3 separate regions of the Homo sapiens genome follow, and all the other regions are linked to region 2. A link is a contact called in ENCODE Hi-C or POLR2A ChIA-PET data. All regions are on one chromosome and are shown on one strand. Each heading gives the region's core, a stretch centred on a gene start or an enhancer-like site at or near the end of the contact. The rest is flanking DNA. Distances are from core to core; before and after follow the strand shown.

Region 1 (2,960 bases), core at 68-2,567, 180 kb after region 2:
CCTAAAACAGGAAATTCTGTCATGTTGGTCACAGCTCAATTAATAAAATGACCTCCATACAAAGAAGGGTTCAGAGTGAATGAAAAGTGGCCACCGGTGTGGAGGAAGCTGGAGGCCTTCACAGATAAGTTAGGCCCAAACTGTCCTAGGTAGTATCCTCTGGTTGGTGGAATTCTTTGAAACATTTTTTTTTTTTTTTTTAGCTCCTGCTTCAACTTTAATTTGCTCTGCCCTTTAGAAGAATGCAGGCTGCAACCGTGGCCCCTGCCCTGGCCCTGGCTGCCCACTGATGGTCTGGGCTACCTACACACCCTTTGGCCTTCTATTCAGTTACTTACAAATGCTCTTTAAAAGTCTTAAGAAGATGACAAAGTGATTTTACTGGTATTGTGAGTTATTTTAGTTGCTCTTATACTGATTTTCCATGAATGTGATTGTTTTAATAGTAACCTTTGCCAAAGATTTCTAAAATAGATTTCTAAAATACCATGCAATCTCAAGGTTCAAATTCTGGATGAAAATAATGTTTTGTTGAAATGATCTTCCAAAGAGAACACCGTGCTTGGTAATTAGAATGACAGGTTAAGCATTATTCTTCAACTACCATAAGGAAAAATAATCTTGTCTTTGCCACCTAATTGATTTGCTTACTAATTGATTTAAAATGTCCTTTCACTTTAATGAGTCTGTCTATTTACAGTGGTAGTTTATAAGGTTAAAGTATGCATTCCCAAATATTAGATATTCTTTAATCATGTCGTATATCCAAGTTGAAAACAGTAGGTATTTGGGGAGCAAGCAAGACGATATTTAAAATAATTAGGTATTTTTTAAAAATTCATATTATTCTCAAAAATAATTCTGGAAAGACTTCGGTGGCCTTTCACATTGAATGAGAGAATATGATGTCACCACTTACACTTTCTGTTTCTGTTTTATGTTCACAAACCAGGCCAGGGGGCCAGCTGTAAACCCACATTCTATTTTGATTACATTGTCATAACTTTCAGTTCTAACTGGAGAAAGCCAGAATTTAAATCTAGCCAGAGTATTAATGCTGCTCAACCAGGAGGGAAATGAAAGTGGGATCTCAGAGTGAACATGTGGTCCTTCCGAATTTCCTCCTGGACCTGGACAGGACTCATGGTCGAACCCGAGATCCTGAAACATTTTCACCGTGACTCAGAGTGAGCAGGAAGGGTGGGGCTGGCCTCTTTGTTTTCTCACAAGGTTAATAGCGTGTACCTTAGAATGAGCCAGAGCGCAGCAGGGGTAACAGCACATGGCTTAGCCTTCGCGAGGCAGATGTGGTGAATGAGCCGTTGAGACCGCCCCTGACAACGTCAGGCTGTTTGCAGTACCCATGGGCCTCGCCCTCTCCAGACTAGGGGAAGGGTGTGTCTGAGATGCAATCTAAGAAATGATCATTCTTTAAATTCTAAAGGTGAAGAGATGTAAACAGCATTTTAATTATAATTTGCCTAAAATGTGTTTCTTGTAGAGGATAGGCATCCCTGTGCACATGCAAAATCTTGGAAGAAAAATATATGTTGAGAAGGCTTGACTAAGGGACAGAACAAATAGCACGCTGGTTTTCTGTTTTCCTTAACGCTGATAAGGTCAGAAGAGCTGTGAATGTCTCTATGTAATTAACAGGGTGCAAAAGAACAGGAACGAGATTCAGGGGACTCCAGAAAGAACTTTAATTTCTGTTCCTTGGTTTCCTCATGGGACACATGGGACGAAGTATTAATAGCTATAAATGCCCATAACAACTGAGATTTGATAGTAAATTCCAAATTAAGTTAACACTTGAACTTTATAAAAAATACACACTTCATTTCCCTATGGGCCATATACAAAATGTGAGCTGCAATCAAAGTCCTGGCTAGGGAGTTTCTGGTAACGTGTCTGTATTATGGGATGTACACACTGAGAAAAGCATTGATCACTGCACCTGCAGAAGCCTTTCCAGCATGTGCCTCACCCACATACTGCCTGAAAGTCTTCTGAGAATCATTCTATAGTCACAAAAAAATCCCCTGGGAAGGTCCTACACTCATACCTATTTTACAGATTGAGGAAGTGGGTTGAGAGGCTTGATAACTTGTGCAAGGCAGCGTGGCTGGTAAGCAGACACTCTTCACAATTGCACTATGCTGTCTGCAATATCCAACTGCCCTTTCCTTGATCCGGCACATAGTTTGAATTGAGGGAAGTCTTTCAGTATTTAGAAAAATCACAGATGACTAAATGGTAAAATAGCAGAAACAATGAGTGAGAAGTTAGATATTTGCTTCATTCCAAGGGAAGAGAAACGACAAAGTAGTCAGGTAGTTAGCCAAAAGCTCAGCCTCCAAGAGCAGTCAGATATAGCAAAGCCTGAGAATTCCTTATCTAAAAGTAGTGAAATGTGAAAGGCTAACATGAGAAATTTCATCCTGATTATAAGGAAATTTTCCAGACAGTGAAGTGAATTGAACTGTAATCATGTACCTAAAAAGAAATCATGAAAGTCCTTTGTGTATGGCATTTTAGAAACTGACAAGCACACAGGAAAGAAGGCAGGTTCACTGACTCCAGACATCTTTCCATCTGCACTATCTTTTTAAGGATTACTTTAAGGACCTCAAAAGGAGACAAAACAGCAGACTGTTAAAAGCAGCCGTCAATATTTATCTAAACACAATGAAGCAACTGCTTGTGCTACGACAAGCAGTAATAAAATGATGGGACTACCACTGTTGGTCCTATTAGTGGAAACAATTAATAGAAAAATGGGCCAACATGAAACTGTTGGTAACTTTGTAAGGGAAAATCACTTCCCTAAAAAAGGGAACGGCATCAGCATCACCACTCATGAGAGCAATGATTGACACTTCACATGCACCAGCAAACCTCATCCAGCCCGCAGCCCTCTGAGGAAAGCACTGCTGACAGCTCCATGGTGCCCACCAGAA
Region 2 (2,760 bases), core at 228-2,727:
CACAGGTGTATCACACGTAATAAACCCTCGTGTGCCTTGTTACATGATAAGCACTTTATATACCTTAGACATTTTAACCTAAATCAACCCTAAAAGGCAAGGTTATTTTTTCTACTAAATTTCCAACAACTAGGTGAACTAAAAGTAGGTTGAAAGACCAATTCTTATGAAAGAATGATTGTCAAAAAGAAAAAGATAAATTCTTCTGAAGAGACGAGAGACATAGGAGCAACTCAGACAGGAAACTTTTAATGGGTTTTAATCCAGGGTTTACAATGTTTTGAATCTGCAATTCTGAAATCCAAAGCAGATCTGGAAATTGAATGTTTTTGGCAACAAATTGGGTGGCAAAATCTGAACTATTTGTAGCTCTGTGTGCTGACGAGCATTGTGAGTGCCCTAGAGGGGCATCAAGCTTTTGCCCACAAAATCCTTTCTTTCCTTGGAGCATCTCAGTGGAGTTGTGTTTTGAGAAATAGTGCCTGACATAAGTTCGGTATTGCTACGTAAGACCTCTTTATTGTTTTTCTGCATAACTTTGGATTTTCCAATTCAGTTTACTTTGACCCACTCTTTACAGTTTAAGCATGCCAGGTGGTAACTCGATGGCTTCGCATCTTAATGATCGCATCTATGTGCATAATTCTTTGGGGTTCGTGGAGCAGTTTCACATTCATTATCTTGTTTGGTCCTTAGTAAAACTCCTTCTTTATTTTCAGCACTGAAGAAGTGGAGTCTCAGAGGTCACACAGCTGGCATGTGGCAGAACCAGCCACGCCATGCCGCCATGCCGCTTTGAGGACCAGTGACCCTCAGGGACTTAGCAAAATGCCATCTTCAAAACAACTTGTCAAGATCCTCACGGGCAGTCAGTGTCATGTTTTATATCGCGTACAACCTGCAGCACAGGGCGCAGCAGGCGTGAGTGCCACTGTCTAGGGACTCTCCATACCCTCCAGCCTTCAGACGCAGGAACGGGAATCTCAGCCAGCTGTCTCCTCTGTCCCAGGTTTCTCTCCAGTCTCACCTGAGGTCGAAAAGTCCGAATGAAGTAGGTGATAGTCCATTGATCTGAAGGGCATAGTGGCTCATGGGATTTTGCTGAGTCTACACCAGGTGTCAAAGAGTCTGGTGCCCAAACCTTGGCAAGTGCACGTGACTGATTACCTCATTGTCAGAAAATGTGGGAGCCCGGCAGCGCTTGGGACCACCTGGCTCAGACTCTTCATTCCAGACCAGACCACTGAGGCCCGGGAAGCGGGGTCCACTTACAGGACGTCGGAAGGCAGTGGGCAGGAACTGGGCTCCTTCCTGCCGGGCCAGCTTTTCGGAGGCTGGCACTGGGGCTTCGGGACTTGAGGACCTGATCGCTGCGCAGGCCACGCGCCACCCGCAGAGGGCACCCGCGGTCCGCCGCGTTCCAGGGCGCGGGCTCTGGGGCTGGCCTCTCTGGCGCGCGAGGGTTTGCTGAGATTTAACAGAGGGCCGTTACACTCACAGTGTAAGAACAGACTGACAATTCCAGGGCGCTGGCTTTTATGAAAATAGGAAACGCCACGATGCACTCTAACGTGGAGATGGGTTCGTCTGTGACAAGAGGAAGCCTGTTTGAAAGGCAGATTTCGGGAAAATGTAGGGAGGCAAGAGCGTTGGCCGAGCTCCTCAGAAGTCCCTGAACAGTTCTGTTTTCCAGGGCGCCGTTCACACTGAGATGAGACAGGTGGAAAAGAGAGCTCGCCCTTCTTGCATTGTCACACGGAGCGGCCCTCTCCCTGTGCAGCGTGGAGTCCCCTGGGCGCGGGCGAGGCTCAGGCGGGACGCGGCGGAGACCGAGCTTGTCCCTGTGTGGACCCGGGCAACTGCCGGTGGGCGAGGCCTGGATGGTGGCCAGGCCGCAGCCACCCGGACGTTTGCGAGCGCCGAAGGTGGGCCTGGAGGCGGGGACCTGGCCCTGCGGGGCCGGTGCGTGCGGGGCCCGGCTGAGCCGCCGGCTCCACCGGCAGGGAACCCGGCTCCCGCCTTCCCGGCAGGGAACCCGGCTCCCGCCTTCCCGGCCACACCGGGAGTGTGTGAGGGGGGACCCTTGGCCGGCAGGGGGCGCTCTCGGCCACTCCATCCGCCCGGTCACCGCGGGATCCCGCTGCTCCATCCCGCCGGTGCCGCCGTCGCGCCTCCTCCCGCAGCCCAGCTCTGCCTCCGCCTTCGCTCCCCGACTCCTCCCTTCTCCCTCTCAGTCCCGCAGGGAAGCTGGGCTGGGCGAGAGGGTGTCTCCTGGGTCCACCGTGGAAGCCCGAGGCGCGGGTGCGGAGCCAGCCCAGGGCTGCCGGCGTGAGCTGCAGGGCTGGCCTGGTGCTCATCCTCTGCCCGGGGCGCGGGAAAGGCGAGGGACGCTGTGCTGGATCTGTGTGCTCAGTGGCCATGCGTCGGCCTCAGGACTGGGAACGAGGCGAGAGACACAGATGTGGGTGATTTCCCTGTGGAAGCTGTACCCGAGGCCGTGGGAGTGGAGGGCACTGGGCTGCGAATGGAGACAGGATGCCCCGAGGGCCCGGGAGCGGGAGGTGGAGCGGGTCCCAGACGGCAGGGGCTCGGAGTGGGAGGCAGCGGGACTGGGAGAGCCGCGCTGGGGCCGCAGGGGTGCGCAGGGAGCTTCCTGCCCTTTGCACCTCAGGCTCCGGGAGCTGATTTGTTTCACCTTGGGCAGGTGCAGGATCTGCGCTTGCAGCCACCTTACTTCGTGGGCTGTACCTGAGGTGACAG
Region 3 (2,945 bases), core at 350-2,849, 230 kb after region 2:
TCTCTCAACTAAAAATCAACCTTGAAAACAGTGTTCAGAAGTCACCAAGCCTGCAAAACTTCTACTAGGTGACCAATGTGCAGTCAACATGCCTGTGCTCACAACAGCCCCTCTCACCTGTGACCACCACCTCATGCTACCTCTTCCCTTGTCACCTAGTGAAAGAAGACAAGTGTGGGAGGAAAAAGAGTGCCCAATGTCTTCTCAATATTAAGTCAGAGGAATGCTAATATTTTCCTTTTCCAAAATGCGAATAAAAACAAAAAACCCCGAAGAATATAATATTGGCAACTCTCTTTGCCTTAGCACCCAATTCTCATCGGCTCCATCAGCAGAATTTAGGCCTTGAGTTCGTGACTACTTATCTCCCTGGCTATAGTTTGAATGTCTTGTTTTTGCAACTGAGCAACATTATGAACATTTAGTAGCCATTGCCCAAAGAATCTAAAAGCCTAGAATTCCTAGCCAAGACTTCAAGAACTCTGTCATGTGATAAGGAAAGATGGACTCAGATAATCACCCAAGTCTTCTGCCCTTCTGGGACTTTTCTCATTCAACTCTCTCCCTGACACCAGGCACGTCACTACTCTGCATCTAAACAAGAATCTCTAAAGGTGGAAAGTGAAGTGAAAAAGTAGGCAACTCACCTGATTCTTCATGTTGTCCCACTTCATCAAATTGCTGAACTTTCTGTTCTGCCTTGGCCAGGTAGATTTTTGTTGACTGAAGGTAAAATAATGATGCTTTTGCCCAAGTAACCTTTGCAAGACTTACAGGTTCAGTGGCTAAAGCCACCCTGAAATCAATATACTAACTGTCTGTTTACTGGAAGGGTTTACTTATTCAACAAGAGATACGTCATCACAGGCCTGAAAAATCGATGTGTTCTCCTGGCAATCCTCTCTAAACCTGCAGCACCTAGATAACAACTGGAGATCCATTGCTCAGCTGGAGTGCAGGACTTTTTCCTTTGCTACTTTATAATCATGAAATAGAAAATTGCTTTTGGGAAATTTCTGCCAGAGTACTGAAAAGTTTCCACTATGTTAGGAATAAACAATAACAAAACAGTTTCTTCCTTTCTTGTGGAGGAAAATGAACACTGCATTTTGAAATTTCTTCTGGGAGAGGCACATCACCGTCACTGAGAGATCTACTCACTGCCGCACTCTCCATTCCATTCCTTCAACCCAGAAAGTGCCTCCAAGTGAATAATTTGATGTGTGAAACCATCTCTTCTTAAAAGCCAATGCTTGCAAGTAAATCCCAGCCAGAATAGCTTATTACAAATGGTATGATATGGAAAATGAACACTCTTGGAGGGCCACACTGTTTCTTAAGTTTGTCTCTTTTTGTAAAAGCTGTTTCACACCCTAAAGAGGTTAAGTGTATGCCTTCATTTAAATCATAGAAATGAGTCTTACAAATCTATGTAAGGGAATTACTACAGCTTGCCATAGGCATTGCTAACTGACCCAACTGCTAAATCAAGTTGCCTTCTCCTTTCATTTTTTTTCTGCAAGTATTTATAGGTCTGGAAAATTTACAGAAGTTGATGACACAACGTTGAAAAGTCATACTTCTCATTTCTAAAGTAAATATTTTCAAGGCTCACAAATTCACTGCCCTGTATCTTATGGAATGGGCAGTTATAACACATACAGAAGAGACTTGAGTCTAAAAACTACTTCATAACAAAAAAGAAACCTGGGAAAGGAACCAAAACAGAGCAGAAATACACAGAAATATACAGAAATTGTGAGGGACATTAAGCATTAGTAACAGAAGTATAACAAATTTTGAGGAATACTTTATTTAGCCTTTGATTCACAAATAGAACTAAAAGTGATGGGGCATCCATAGCTAAAAAACCCAATGACGTCTTGAAGGAGGAATAAGTAACCTTGACCTGCATGTTGAGAGACAGTGCTGTGTAGCAGGAGAGCACCCAGTGCCCACTGATCACCAGCCTGGTGATTACGGACAACAGCAGAATCGCTCTGAGCCTGGGTCCCTCACCTCCCAATCTGGAAAGCTATCCCAATCCTGTGGGGTTGTAGGAGGCTGAGAGAGAAGAATGTTAAGGCATTGTGTAAACTATGAGGTGCTGTACAAATGCGAGGTGTTGTTATTATTATGACATCAATGTTTTAGCATCTAAATTATAGGGACAGCACACTTATTACCAGCATGTTTAAATACATATCTTGCATACATTTAGATTTGTTTTTAATTTTACAGATGTTTTCAGCTGGAAGGAGTCTGACGATCGTCTAGTTTAGCTGTTTTATGGAAGGTGAAACTGAGAGGGGAGACTCTAACCTGTTTTCTCTCCCCATTATAACTAACAACAAATTACAGAAAAAAATATGTTAAGCCGCGTACTAAGAAAAACTCCCTTAACAACACCACTTTTCAGGGAGCAATACATGTGTATGCATACTTGTATAACCATGAATACTGAGTGTGTTTGGTACTTTCTAACTTTTGAAAATTATATAGTATATTTTTACAGTCATTTGACAAAGTTTTTCATCTGCAGTCCTTTGCAAAGTTTCATTTCCAGTTATTTATAAAAATTTTTCTTTCTCTGTGAAGGCTAATTCATAACAGCTTGTAAAAAAGAAGGAGCGAGGAAGAGAAAGAAGGAAGGGAAGAAGAAAGAAAGCAAGGAAGGAAGAAGAAAGGGGAGTAAGAAAGAAAACAGGGCAATACACTATTCTCACTCATAAATGTCACCAGAAATTAAAAAAATCAAGAAACATCTATAAGGATAAGGTTTCTGATTCTCTATTAACATTGTAGCAAATTGAAGCCAAGAAAAAGTTCTATAGTGCACTCTATTTAAAAGCCTCTCAAAATTAGTACATTAAAAAACAACAGGTGACACAATAATTCTCCAATGACCACTTTTTTTTTGTTTTTTGACTGAGTCTTGCTCTGTC

What was found. Hi-C counts contacts between places; a loop is a spot of excess contacts on that map. ChIA-PET counts read pairs that join two places held with the same protein, here RNA polymerase II (POLR2A). Pooled maps may share reads with other maps.
Region 1: a map of B cell shows a loop between it and region 2 (11-fold over the local background). The contact joins the enhancer-like site here to the promoter of ELDR in region 2. A Hi-C loop is called at or near these places in 16 of 168 maps with a recorded cell type or tissue (B cell, Caco-2, Calu3 and 13 more), 12 of 37 single-sample maps with no recorded cell type and 17 of 50 pooled maps. POLR2A ChIA-PET finds 5 or more read pairs at or near these places in 7 of 52 experiments (AG04449, HCT116, HEK293 and 4 more).
Region 3: a loop to region 2 is called in a map of PC-3, with 4 times the contacts of the local background. The contact joins the enhancer-like site here to the promoter of ELDR in region 2. A Hi-C loop is called at or near these places in 14 of 168 maps with a recorded cell type or tissue (Calu3, IMR-90, MCF 10A and 9 more), 2 of 37 single-sample maps with no recorded cell type and 4 of 50 pooled maps. POLR2A ChIA-PET finds 5 or more read pairs at or near these places in 3 of 52 experiments (BJ, OCI-LY7 and PC-9).

What each region holds. Positions count from the first base shown.
Region 1 is chr7:55,072,433-55,075,392 of GRCh38, reverse strand. All of the region lies in intron 1 of EGFR (epidermal growth factor receptor), which reads right to left. Among named protein-coding and RNA genes, the nearest start is that of EGFR, 55 kb to the right of the region's middle. RefSeq lists enhancers at 835-1,004, 517-1,716. Within about 2 kb of position 1,317, at least 33 of the 41 ENCODE cell types and tissues checked have a DNase peak (open chromatin) inside an H3K27ac peak, as active enhancers do; they include B cell, GM12878, HCT116 and 7 more, where a contact is called at or near this core.
Region 2 is chr7:55,254,352-55,257,111 of GRCh38, reverse strand. It overlaps ELDR (EGFR long non-coding downstream RNA), which reads left to right and starts at 1,477. Exons shown (of 4, transcript NR_110426.1): 1 at 1,477-1,581; 2 at 1,694-1,925. RefSeq lists silencers at 1,441-1,490, 1,801-2,360.
Region 3 is chr7:55,029,138-55,032,082 of GRCh38, reverse strand. All of the region lies in intron 1 of EGFR (epidermal growth factor receptor), which reads right to left. Among named protein-coding and RNA genes, the nearest start is that of EGFR, 12 kb to the right of the region's middle. Within about 2 kb of position 1,599, at least 4 of the 41 ENCODE cell types and tissues checked have a DNase peak (open chromatin) inside an H3K27ac peak, as active enhancers do; they include PC-3 and PC-9, where a contact is called at or near this core.